2 separate regions of the Mus musculus genome follow, and region 2 is linked to region 1. Evidence: chromatin contacts called from ENCODE Hi-C or POLR2A ChIA-PET data. All regions are on one chromosome and are shown on one strand. The core of a region is the stretch at or near the end of the contact, and the rest is flanking DNA. Distances in the headings are between cores, read along the strand shown.

Region 1 (5,181 bases), core at 1,072-3,571:
CTCCATCATCATGCTGACCTTGAACTCACTGCTGTATGAGGGTGACCTTGAACTCCTGATCCTCCTGCCTCCATCTCCCAACTTCCTCACCTGATTTGATGGTATTGTTTTAAATTTTCAAGAAGAACTCAAAGGAGTACAAACTAATATGATTTAGAATAACTAAAATGAAATACTTTATTAGTTTAGTAGAATGTACAAAATGTTAGGAGGGGAGTTACAGAGAAATTTGCTTAACTTTTAAATGTTAACTAGGTCTATGAACAAATGCTTATGTAAGGATTCCATTTTTTTACCATGTGCTGCCAATACTTTTATTGATACAAAAATATAAAGCAAGAGGAAAATCTGTCTTACAGTAAGTTCATTGAATCTGAGTGGCTTGGAAAAGTCATTGAGAACACTAGCTTGTTTTCATTTTTAAGACCTATATTATTTCAGATTAGATGTCAGTGTGTGCACCTGAAGTTCTAGAAACTCATGAAGGCTGAACAGAAGCATCACTTGAGCCCAGGAATTTAAGACCAGTCTGAGCACCTAAAGAGAATCCTTCCTCATACAAAACACTAAAGCAAAGACACAAACTACAAGCTACAGGTGCGTGCGCACACACGCACACACACACACACATCTCTCACACACAATTCCAGTCAGAATGTCCCAGTGTATAGAACAACGTTACTGGCTGGAAATGTATGTGGTAGAAACAAGTAAATAAAATAAAAGCACTATAAACATTTTGAAAACTTTGCCTATGGGACCATTGAAGAGGAGGTAAAGATAAGGGGCAGGCAATGCTCAGGGTCACCTTCCATCAGGAAGGGACAGTTCTCTTCCTTCCCATACTTGCTACAAAGTCCTTCATCTTCAGGGAGAGTAAGGGGAACACACAGAATGTAAATATTAATATAAAATAAATAAAATATTAATATAAAATAAATAAAATATTAATATAAATTACTCTTCCATATTTTGGGGTGATTAATTTACTGTATGCTTGAGTTCATCTTGGAAGTCTTTCTTTTCTTTCTTTTCCTTTCTTTCTTTCTCTTTCTTTTTGTTTTATTGTTTTGTTTTTGTTTTTGTTTTTGTTTTTTTGAGACAGGGTTTCTCTGTGTAGCCCTGGCTGTCCTGGAACTCACTCTGTAGACCAGGCTGGCCTCGAACTCAGAAATCTGCCTGCCTCTGCCTCCTGAGTGCTGGGGAAATTTGCTTGATATGCACCATTTTCTGATTATTCAAATTGTAGTTAGACACTTCATCAAATCTTTATTGCCTATAGAAAAAAATATTTTAATGAAGAGTACAGTTGGCCTGCTTTGAGGGTTCATTCACTGAGATTACAGAACTTCGATGAATAAAAACTAATAATAAAAAATAAAATACTGAGATGTAAAGTGAATAAATAACTATATTAAAGAAAAATCAAGACAAAACAAAGGCCTCTACATTTAGTTACTTTTACAAAAATATTTAAATAAGTACACATATACCATGAAATTATCATTAAAGATTAAAACTAGATATTAATTTGAGTCACATTGTTAGACATTTCAAAACTGTTGGGTTTTTTTTGTTTGTTTGTTTGTTTGTTTGTTTTGGGGGGGTTTCATTTAAGGGAGAATCTTAGTATTCTGAGCTTATCCATCAAATAACAAAACACGCGATAGCCAAGTTTCTCAGTACTCAAAATTCTCATCGGAAGGTCATGCCAAATTGCACCATCAACATACAAAATGTGTGTATCCCTGAGAACAGACCGTCAATTTATTTGTTGCTATGAGAACACTATTTTGTATCAGAAATTGCAGCCTTGGCGACGCAGTGTTTGCGCCTATTTTGCACATGTTTTTCTACAGCAAGTCCTCTCTCTCTCTCTCTCTCTCTCTCTCTCTCTCTCTCTCTCTCTCTCTCTCTGCGATCCCGGGGAAAGGCTGGGCTTCCTCCTGCACTGGCCCATGTCCGTTTTCGCTCCAGTTCCGTGACTGGCAGAGTGGCTCCGCTCAGGAGAGGGTGACGCCAGAGAGCCACAAGGCCTGGCTCGGGTGGGGTTGGGGTGGGCGGACGCTTTTCGGGGAGGGACCGTGTAAGGGGCCGCCAGGTCTGCGCCCGGTTCTGGGGCGCACCTGAGACGGCCGGGAAAAAAAAAAGCTGAATAAAATAAGTAATTAAAGAAATGAATAAAGAAATAAGCAAGGCACACTACGTCCTTGACAGTCACAATCAGGCCCAGGCGGGTTCCGGAGCCTTGTTAATAAATGACGCCCCTAGGCCCAAAGAACGCGGGCCTCGGTTCTGGTGGGGGCGGGGATCGGGGGGCCACCGTGCATCCAGGGGCTTTCTCCGCCCGCGGGGTCCCGCAGGGTTCGTGCTGGATGTCTCCCGGGCGACCGGCTCCGCACCAAGATGGCGGAGGAAAGGGACGCGGAAGGGACAGGTAGGACCCTGCCTGGGGTGCCACGACGTCGCCTCTGCGCCTGAGGAAGCGCCCCCCGGCCAACATCTTGAGCCCCTCGGCGTGGCGACAGTGGGCTGAAAAGCGGCGCCAGCCCGCGTCCCCACCGTCCGCCCTCCCGTCCCCTCGAGAGGTCTGCGCGGGCTGTTGTAGCCCCCGCCGGGGAGGTTCATAATGGCGTCCTTGTCCCTGGCACCTCCCCTCCCCGTGAGGGCGCCAGCCGCGGTCTGGGTGGGCTGTGGGTAACCCGGAGGGCGGCCTCATGGAGGACTGGAGCTGCGACTAGAACCTGGCGGGATCCTCTGCGGCTGTGCCGAAACCCCGCCCAGCCCGGCCCAACCCGGCCCCAGCCGCCTCCATTTTGCCTCCTCCTCCGCCAGGCGGAGCGCAGCCTCCAGGTCAGACTGGGCCCTAGCGGCCCGGGTCGCGCTAGAGCCTTGCATAAGGAACACGCACTTTAATCACTTTAAAGAAAACCCAGCCGGGACTTGTCGGGCCGCCCAGACCGGCCGGGTACCCGAGAGGCCTCAGGGGACCCGAAAAACTAATGTTTCATGTTGAACTGCAAGACCTTTTGAATTGTTGCTAACCCAGCCGAATGACTTAAAATCGGATCTGTGACTCAACAGCCATTACGTGATAAATTGACAACATCACCGCTAAATAAATAGTCAAGCAAGCCCTAAAATAGTAAATGGCAAACATTGCAAAAAAAGTGAAAGTAACACTCCATCTTTGCTGACTCTCTCCCCTCCCTCTTGTATTCCCCCACCCCCACCCCCACCCTCTGGTTTGGAACACAGTAGTTAGGTTAACAACTAATATTTACACGAGTTGTTTAGTCCATTGTCATGGTGATTACAGGAACCCAGCAGGGAAACTTGAGACCCTAGATTTTTTTTTTTTTTTTTTTTTTGGTTTTGGCTGTCCTGGAACTCACTTTGTAGACCTGGCTGGCCTCGAACTCAGAAATCCGCCTGCTTCTGCCTCCGGAGTGCTGGGATTAAAGGCGTGCGCCACCACTCCTGGCAGCTAGAGATCTTATTGATGACCTGTGATTTATAGATGGTAAAATTAATCTCAGAAGTCGGCATTGTAGTATAGAGTTTTAACTCTACTAAGGTATCAAGATTTTTGTGGTGCTATTTTAGAAATGGAAGGTTTTATTCTACTTTTTTGTTGTTGTTTTTACAAAGAATATGAAGTTAGAGGGCAGGGAGTGTCGGTGAGGTGTTGGGGGAAGGGAAAGAATATGATCAAAATATGTTGTATAAAAAATGTTTTAGGTGAGTCGGGGGTGGTGGTGCACACCTTTAATCCCAGCACTTGGGAGGCAGAGGCAGGCAGATTTCTGAGTTCGAGGCCAGCCTGGTCCTACAAAGTAAGTTCCAGGACAACAAGGGCTACACAGAGAAACCCTGTCTCAAAAAAAAAAAAAAAAAAAAGTTTTAGGTAAAAAAAAAAAAAAAGCTTCCCCAGAAAGTATTTTTTTTTTTTTAGTTATACTTTTATTACCCCCCTCAAAAAAAGTAAAGGAGAAAATCATTAGGGGATGAATTATTTTTTAAATTAATTTACCTTATGTGTATTGGTGTATTGCCTTTGTGTATGTCCTTGTGAGGGTGTCGGATCCCCCAGAACTGGAGTTGCAGATGGTTGTGAGCTGCCATGTGTGTTCTGGGAATTGATCCAGGATTCTCTGGAAGAGCAGGTAGTGCTTCTAACCTCTGAGCCATCTGTTTTTTTGTTTTTTGGGTTTTTTTTTTGTTTTGTTTTGTTTTTTAAACAAAATCTAAATCATTTGGTTTTACCAATGAAAACCCGGGAGCCAGAATCTGTGGTGAAAGTTTGCTAGCTCAGAGAAGCAGAGAAAGCACCCAGCTGACCCTGCTCCTCAGCCAGTGTCCCAGACATTGTTTTTTTTTTTTTTTTTTTTTTTTTAAATAATCCTATGTTTACTCTCTGTCAATTGGTTGCTTGTTCCACCTCTTAACTTATGGTTGACTTTATTTAATTTTGTTTATAATATTCAAGCAGAGAACTCTTGGATAAATGCATATGCTAAAGCTGAAACACACCACAACTAGAGACACAATAGGTGTTATTAACACAGTGGGAACAAATATCCATCTCTCCAGACCCCTCCTTTTCTTTTTAAGTTAAAGACTTATTTAGGGTAGCATTGGAGTATACTGCAAGTTTTTACAATGTAAAATTATACACACACACACACACACACACACACACAACACTTAGGATCTCACCTTGTAGCTTTGATTGGTCTGGAACTCCCAGAGATGCACCTGTCTGCATCTGAGTGAGTGCTGTGACTAAAACTGTGTGCCACCACACCCAGCCTGATTTTTACAGTTGTTATCCCTGCTTGAGAGAGACAGAGACAGACAGAATTTCTGTTTCTTTAGTTTCCAAAACATATTTTAATGTTTAGTGTAAGTTTAGGAGAAAAAACAGTTCAGTCTGCAACTAACTGTGGAAGTAATGGCTGTTGAAAGCTGGATTTCATATATTCAATTTCTTATATATTTAATGCTTGCTTCATGGAAAGTAGTCTGGTGAATGTTAAACCTGAAAATTGTGATGAGGAAGATGGAATCCATGGTTGTCCAACTGAAGTAAGCTTTATTAAATACTGGCCAGGAAGATGGACACTGGCCATGTCCCTATGTGGGATTCTTACAGAAATGGTGATGAATTCCATCCTTCAG
Region 2 (5,181 bases), core at 913-3,412, 42 kb after region 1:
ACATTAAATAGACTGAGCAGATTGTATTTTTTATATATTAGGGATGTGTGTGTGTGTCTGTAACAACAAAGAAAAAAGAGGACACGAATTTGAAAGAGAACAAGGGGGGAAGAAACAAGGGAGAAATAATGTAATTATAGTCTCAAAAACATATTTAAAAAGTCAACTGAAAAGGGCTGGAAAGGTGGCTCAGTGGTTAAGGGATTGTCCTGTCCTTGCAGAGGACCCAAGTTCAGTTCCCAGCACCCACCCATGTGGTTTATAACCACTGTAACTCCAGCTCCCTGTGCGGGCCTCCTCAGGTACCCACTCACACACACATGTACACATAGAAGAATAAAATACATATTTAAGAAAATCAATTGAAGTAAAAAGCCAACCAGACAGATCCTAGAAAATCTAGATGTACTTCTTTCTGTAGCCAGGATTTCAAGGGGTTCTGCTGCTAAAAGGCTTCAGTCCAGATGGCTGCATATTAAAATTTAAAATGTTGTCTTTATGGAACTTATCTCTTTCAGGAGATGGGACTAAAAGGAAAACTACTGAATTATTTTTCCAAAGTGTATATAATTCTAACACTGAAAGCCTAATAAAGATTGCATAAAACTACAACACAACTTTCTTATGCATAGCTATACAAAATTGCAAATACAAGCAACAAAATTTAGTAGCACATTAATGCAAATTGTGTTTTTCCTAGAAATGTAAAAGTATTACTTTGCTGGACATTTACTTATGTAGCACATCATATTAGTATGCAGATAGTTAAGAGGCATTTGACAGAATTCAGCACATGTTGATAATTCTAAAGTCTCAATAAAGCAGTCACTAGAGAATGCTTCCTTAGCCCCAAGCTGAGGTTCTTCCTTAGAGAGGAGGCAAGTGCGCCATTTTGTTAAAGTTATGAACAAGATAAGGATATCTACATTAACCATTGTCAATTAATATTAACATAATTGGGCAAGCAGTGACATGGACATAAGTACTGGACATGATATGGTAGGAGGTAGAAAAGATAGGAGAAAGAAAAACTATTTGTAGGAAAGAAAACTAAATATCTAGAGAACCCAGAAGAACTGATAAGAAAACTATTGCAAAGAAAAATGAATTTTAGTAAAGTAGCAAGATTCTTATACAGAAGGCTGGTGACATGGTTCAACAGGGAGAAACACTTGTGTGTAGTAGCCCTGACAACCTGAGAGAAATCTTTGGGTCCCACAGAGTGGCCAGAGAGACCAGACCCCTGGGTTGTCTGTCTTCCAACCTCTTCCTCCTAGCTATGGCAGTATCTCCAGTTTTAGTCTTGCACTAATTTACATTCCCATCAATAGTCTGTTCGTCTCCCTCCCGTCCCCTCCCCTCCCCTCCCCTCCCCTCCCCTCCCCTCCCCTCCCCTCCCCTCCCCTCCCCTCCCCTCCCCTCCCCTCCCTTCCCCTTCCCTCCCCTCCCCTCCCCAGCATTTGTACTTTTCAGTGTTTTGTTAATTGCCATTCTGAGGGGTGAGGTGATATCTCATTGTGGTTTGGCTTTACAGTTCCCTAGTAAGCAGTGACACTGGACATATTTTCATGTTTGTCTGTCGACCATTTGTATATCTCATCTTAGAAAATGTCTGTTCAGATCATTAGCTTTTTTTTTAATCCAGAGACTTTTTAGTTGTTCAAACCCATCATATTTTCTAGATATTAATCCCTTTTCAGATACATCATTTACAAATATTTCCTCTATTCTATATTCGTCTCTTCATCTGTCGTCTCTTTCTTTGGTGCAGAAAGTCTCAGTTTGGCATAATTCCATTTGCCTATCACTGCTTTTGTTGGCTGTGCTTTTGAGATCTTAACTACCACCACCAATAACAGCAACAACAACAATGAAGACGCAAATTATTGCCTGTACTGGACTTGAAGTGTTTCAAAATCTTAGTATCTGCTAGCTCAAAATGTGAGTTTATCTGCAAGTCAGGTGTTTACAGAGATGATTGGATTTAAAACCGGTGCTGAGAGAGAGGCCTAATTGCTCTCTCTGGCTCTCTCACCCTGTGCATGCCAGGCAGGTGGCTTACCACTGGCTTATACCAGGAGAGATGCCAGGGTGTCTGTGTTCAGAGGGATGCCCCGTTAGGACATAGCAAGGGCTCTCTCTGCAAGTTAAGCTGGGAGGCTTTGGGGTGAAACCAGATTTCCAGCCCTCAGAGCCGTGAGAAAAGAAGTTGCTGACAGTGTTTATCTTCCATGCCCTACCCCCACACCGTGTGATACTTTCTCAAGGTAGCTTCAGCAAGCTAATACAGGCACAAAAGCAGCAATGATGATGCGGTTTCTTCAGAGCCCTTATCACTGACTAAAATTAGCTTGTGCTCAGTTATGTTTGTGCTCTGTTCCTCCCAGTAGTAAGCTCCAAGGCGAGAACAGGGGCTCGTCCTTCTCATCCCCACAGCAGTCACAGCACTGAGCAAAAGTAGCTGTGTCATTAACTTACTGATTCTGTCTCTGCAGTGTCCGGGTTTTTACAGAGCCAGCGCTCTTTTTGGGACTGTAACTTCTAGCACAGAGACTAAGAAGAAATAGCTTTGCAGCAAATAAGAGGCAGAAACTCCTTGTTCTTCTCTTTTACAGGCTCTTCAGTTGATTAGGAAGGCCTTTGAGGCCATTTTGGAACAGAAAATCTGCCCTTGTTTTAGATTTATTTTATTATTTGGTTTTAAAATAACTTGGATCTAGGAAAAATGCCCTCATAGGGGAAGAAGGCAGGGTCTTCGTTTTGTTCTCTACTCTTCTGTAAGTACCCGGCATAGCAGTCTTCAGTAAATGTTTGTTAAATGAATGGGAACCCATTTTCCAAAATTCTGCTTTGTTCTAGAAATTTCCAAATTGTGTTTTGCTTACTGATACTTAGTGTAACAGCAGTTATATTATAGAGGGTAAACGGTTTTGCACCTTTTGCCCCTCATAATTGCATCAGATGCCCTCTGTCTGTTCTCACTGGGGATGGGCGGGGTGGGGGGGTGGGGGGTGGTGGTGGTGGTGGTGGTGGTGGTGGTGTGTGCATCAGATGTCCCTGGTCTGTCCTCTCTGTTGTTTGTGACCTTGACTGCCCTTATGGATGACTCAGTCTAGCTCAGTGGCTCTGCTGCCACCCCGTGTCAGCAGTGGGGTACTACACCCACTGAATGTCCATCAGGAACCCATCCCATTCTTCTGTTGGGTTGCTCTTCATGACCTGTTTGTCTAAGTGACATTTCTTTCTGAATGGTATACATGAAGAAATAAATTCTTCTGTTTAAAAGCCTTTAGAGCTGGTTTGTATTTATCAATATAAGGAATCTATGCATTTGAATAAAATACATGAAAGTTTCCATATTTTAAAACATTTATATAAAATAGTTGTTTCATTTGTCAGTTTATTAAAAATCCCATAAACGATTTATAGAGAAGAAAATAATATTTTAAAAAGCTTTAAAAAATTTAAATAAGACTTTTGTTGATTTCTGCTTTATTTGCATAGTAGATTACTAAGTGAGTTGGTTCTAACCACTCTAGTCAATGGAGGAAATTAACTTGTCTACAGGCTCCTGCATCAGCTGTTTGAAATAGCAGTAGCCACAATATCAGTGACTGATGTGCAGAAGCCAGTTTAGAAAAGCGTTCTGAAACCATTGTTAAAAACTAGCTGATATTAAAATCATTTTAACTTGTTTTAAAGAGGTCAGGCAGTAGAGACGGCTCAGCAGTTAAGGGCACTCTTGCAGAGGACCTGGGTTTGGTTCCCAGCACTCGTGTTGGACCACACACCTACTGGACCAACACACATACTGAACCAATAAGTGAGCTCATGTTGAGCCCACACCCACCTGAACTCTAACTCAGGGAATCTAATTCCCTCAGCTGACCTCCTGTGTATCCACATGCATGGGACACAGTCATACACAGAGACACATAAAAATAAGTAAATAAATCTTTTATAAAAAATCAAACAAGCCAGGCATGGTGGCTCACACCTTTCATCCCAGCACTTAGGAGGCAGAGGCAAGCAGATATTTGCATTTGAGTTTGGGGTCAACCTGGTCTACAGAGTGAGTTACAGGACAGCCAGGGCTACATAGAGAAACCCTTCCTCAAAAAACAACAAACAAACAAATAACACCCCAGAGTTGCCTGTTTCTACAGCATTTGTTGTTTTTTTTTGGGGGGGGGGATAGGGCCTCACTATGTAATCCTGGCTGGCCTGAATCTCACTGTGTTGACTAGGCTGGTCTTGAACTCATGACAGTCCTCCTGTCTCCCTAGTGTTGGGATTACAGGTGTATGCTACCATACCTATCATAAGAAGTTTTAAATATTAGATAGGCACAATGATACATGTTTATAATCCTAACACATAGAAAGTTGAGACAGAGGATTGCTTTGAGTTCAGGGATAGCATAAAAAGACTCTTTCAAAATACAAATAAAATTTAAAAGTGCCTTAATGATTTTAATGATATTAAAAGGTTTGATTGGAGCAGTGAGATGGCTAAGTAGAAAAGTGCTTTTGTGACTGAGGACCTAGGTTTGGATTCTTAGCACCTAAATAGAAAGTTGGATGTGGCAGTGACTGTTGTAATTCCAGCACTGGGGAGGCAGAGACAAGAGACTCTCTGGGCTTACTGATAGCCAGGCTCGTCAACTGGTATGTTCCAGTTCAGTGAGAGACCCTATCTCAAAACTAAGGTAGAGAGCGAGAGGAAGATAGCTGGCATAGACCTCTGGCCTCTATGTTTATGTGCACTTACAAAAATAGGTTTACATTGTTGCTATTTTGTTTTTTGAGACCAGGTCTCATTATGTAGCCCTGACTATGACAAAACTTGCTATGTAGACTAGGTTGGCTTTGAATTTGTAGTAATCTTATATCTCAGCCTGCTGAGTGCTGAAATTATACGTATGGGCCACCATACCCAGCTCATTAAAAATAGGTTGAAGGAGCCAGGTGTAGTGGCACACACCTTTAATCTTAGCACTTGGGAGGCAGAGGCAGATAGATACAGATCTCTGTGAGTTCAAAGGCAGCCTGGTCTACGTAACTAAGCTCCAAGACAGCCAGATCTATAGCAAGACCCTGTCTTAAATCCTCTGTCCCCCAAAATAGGTTTAAGTGGGTTCTTAAAATAATTTTCAGGGTCAGCAAGATGGCTTAGTGGGTA

What was found. Hi-C counts contacts between places; a loop is a spot of excess contacts on that map. ChIA-PET counts read pairs that join two places held with the same protein, here RNA polymerase II (POLR2A).
Region 2: a loop to region 1 is called in a map of heart, with 8 times the contacts of the local background. The contact joins the enhancer-like site here to the promoter of Efcab2 in region 1. A Hi-C loop is called at or near these places in 14 of 37 maps with a recorded cell type or tissue (adrenal gland, gastrocnemius, heart and 2 more). POLR2A ChIA-PET finds 5 or more read pairs at or near these places in 3 of 5 experiments (Patski and embryonic stem cell).

Annotation. Positions count from the first base shown.
Region 1 is chr1:178,403,697-178,408,877 of GRCm38, forward strand. Efcab2 (EF-hand calcium binding domain 2) reads left to right here and starts at 2,322. Exons shown (of 7, transcript NM_026626.3): 1 at 2,322-2,437. The coding sequence starts at 2,407.
Region 2 is chr1:178,446,252-178,451,432 of GRCm38, forward strand. All of the region lies in intron 2 of Efcab2 (EF-hand calcium binding domain 2), which reads left to right. Among named protein-coding and RNA genes, the nearest start is that of Efcab2, 43 kb to the left of the region's middle. Within about 2 kb of position 2,163, at least 3 of the 3 ENCODE cell types and tissues checked have a DNase peak (open chromatin) inside an H3K27ac peak, as active enhancers do; they include gastrocnemius, heart and left cerebral cortex, where a contact is called at or near this core.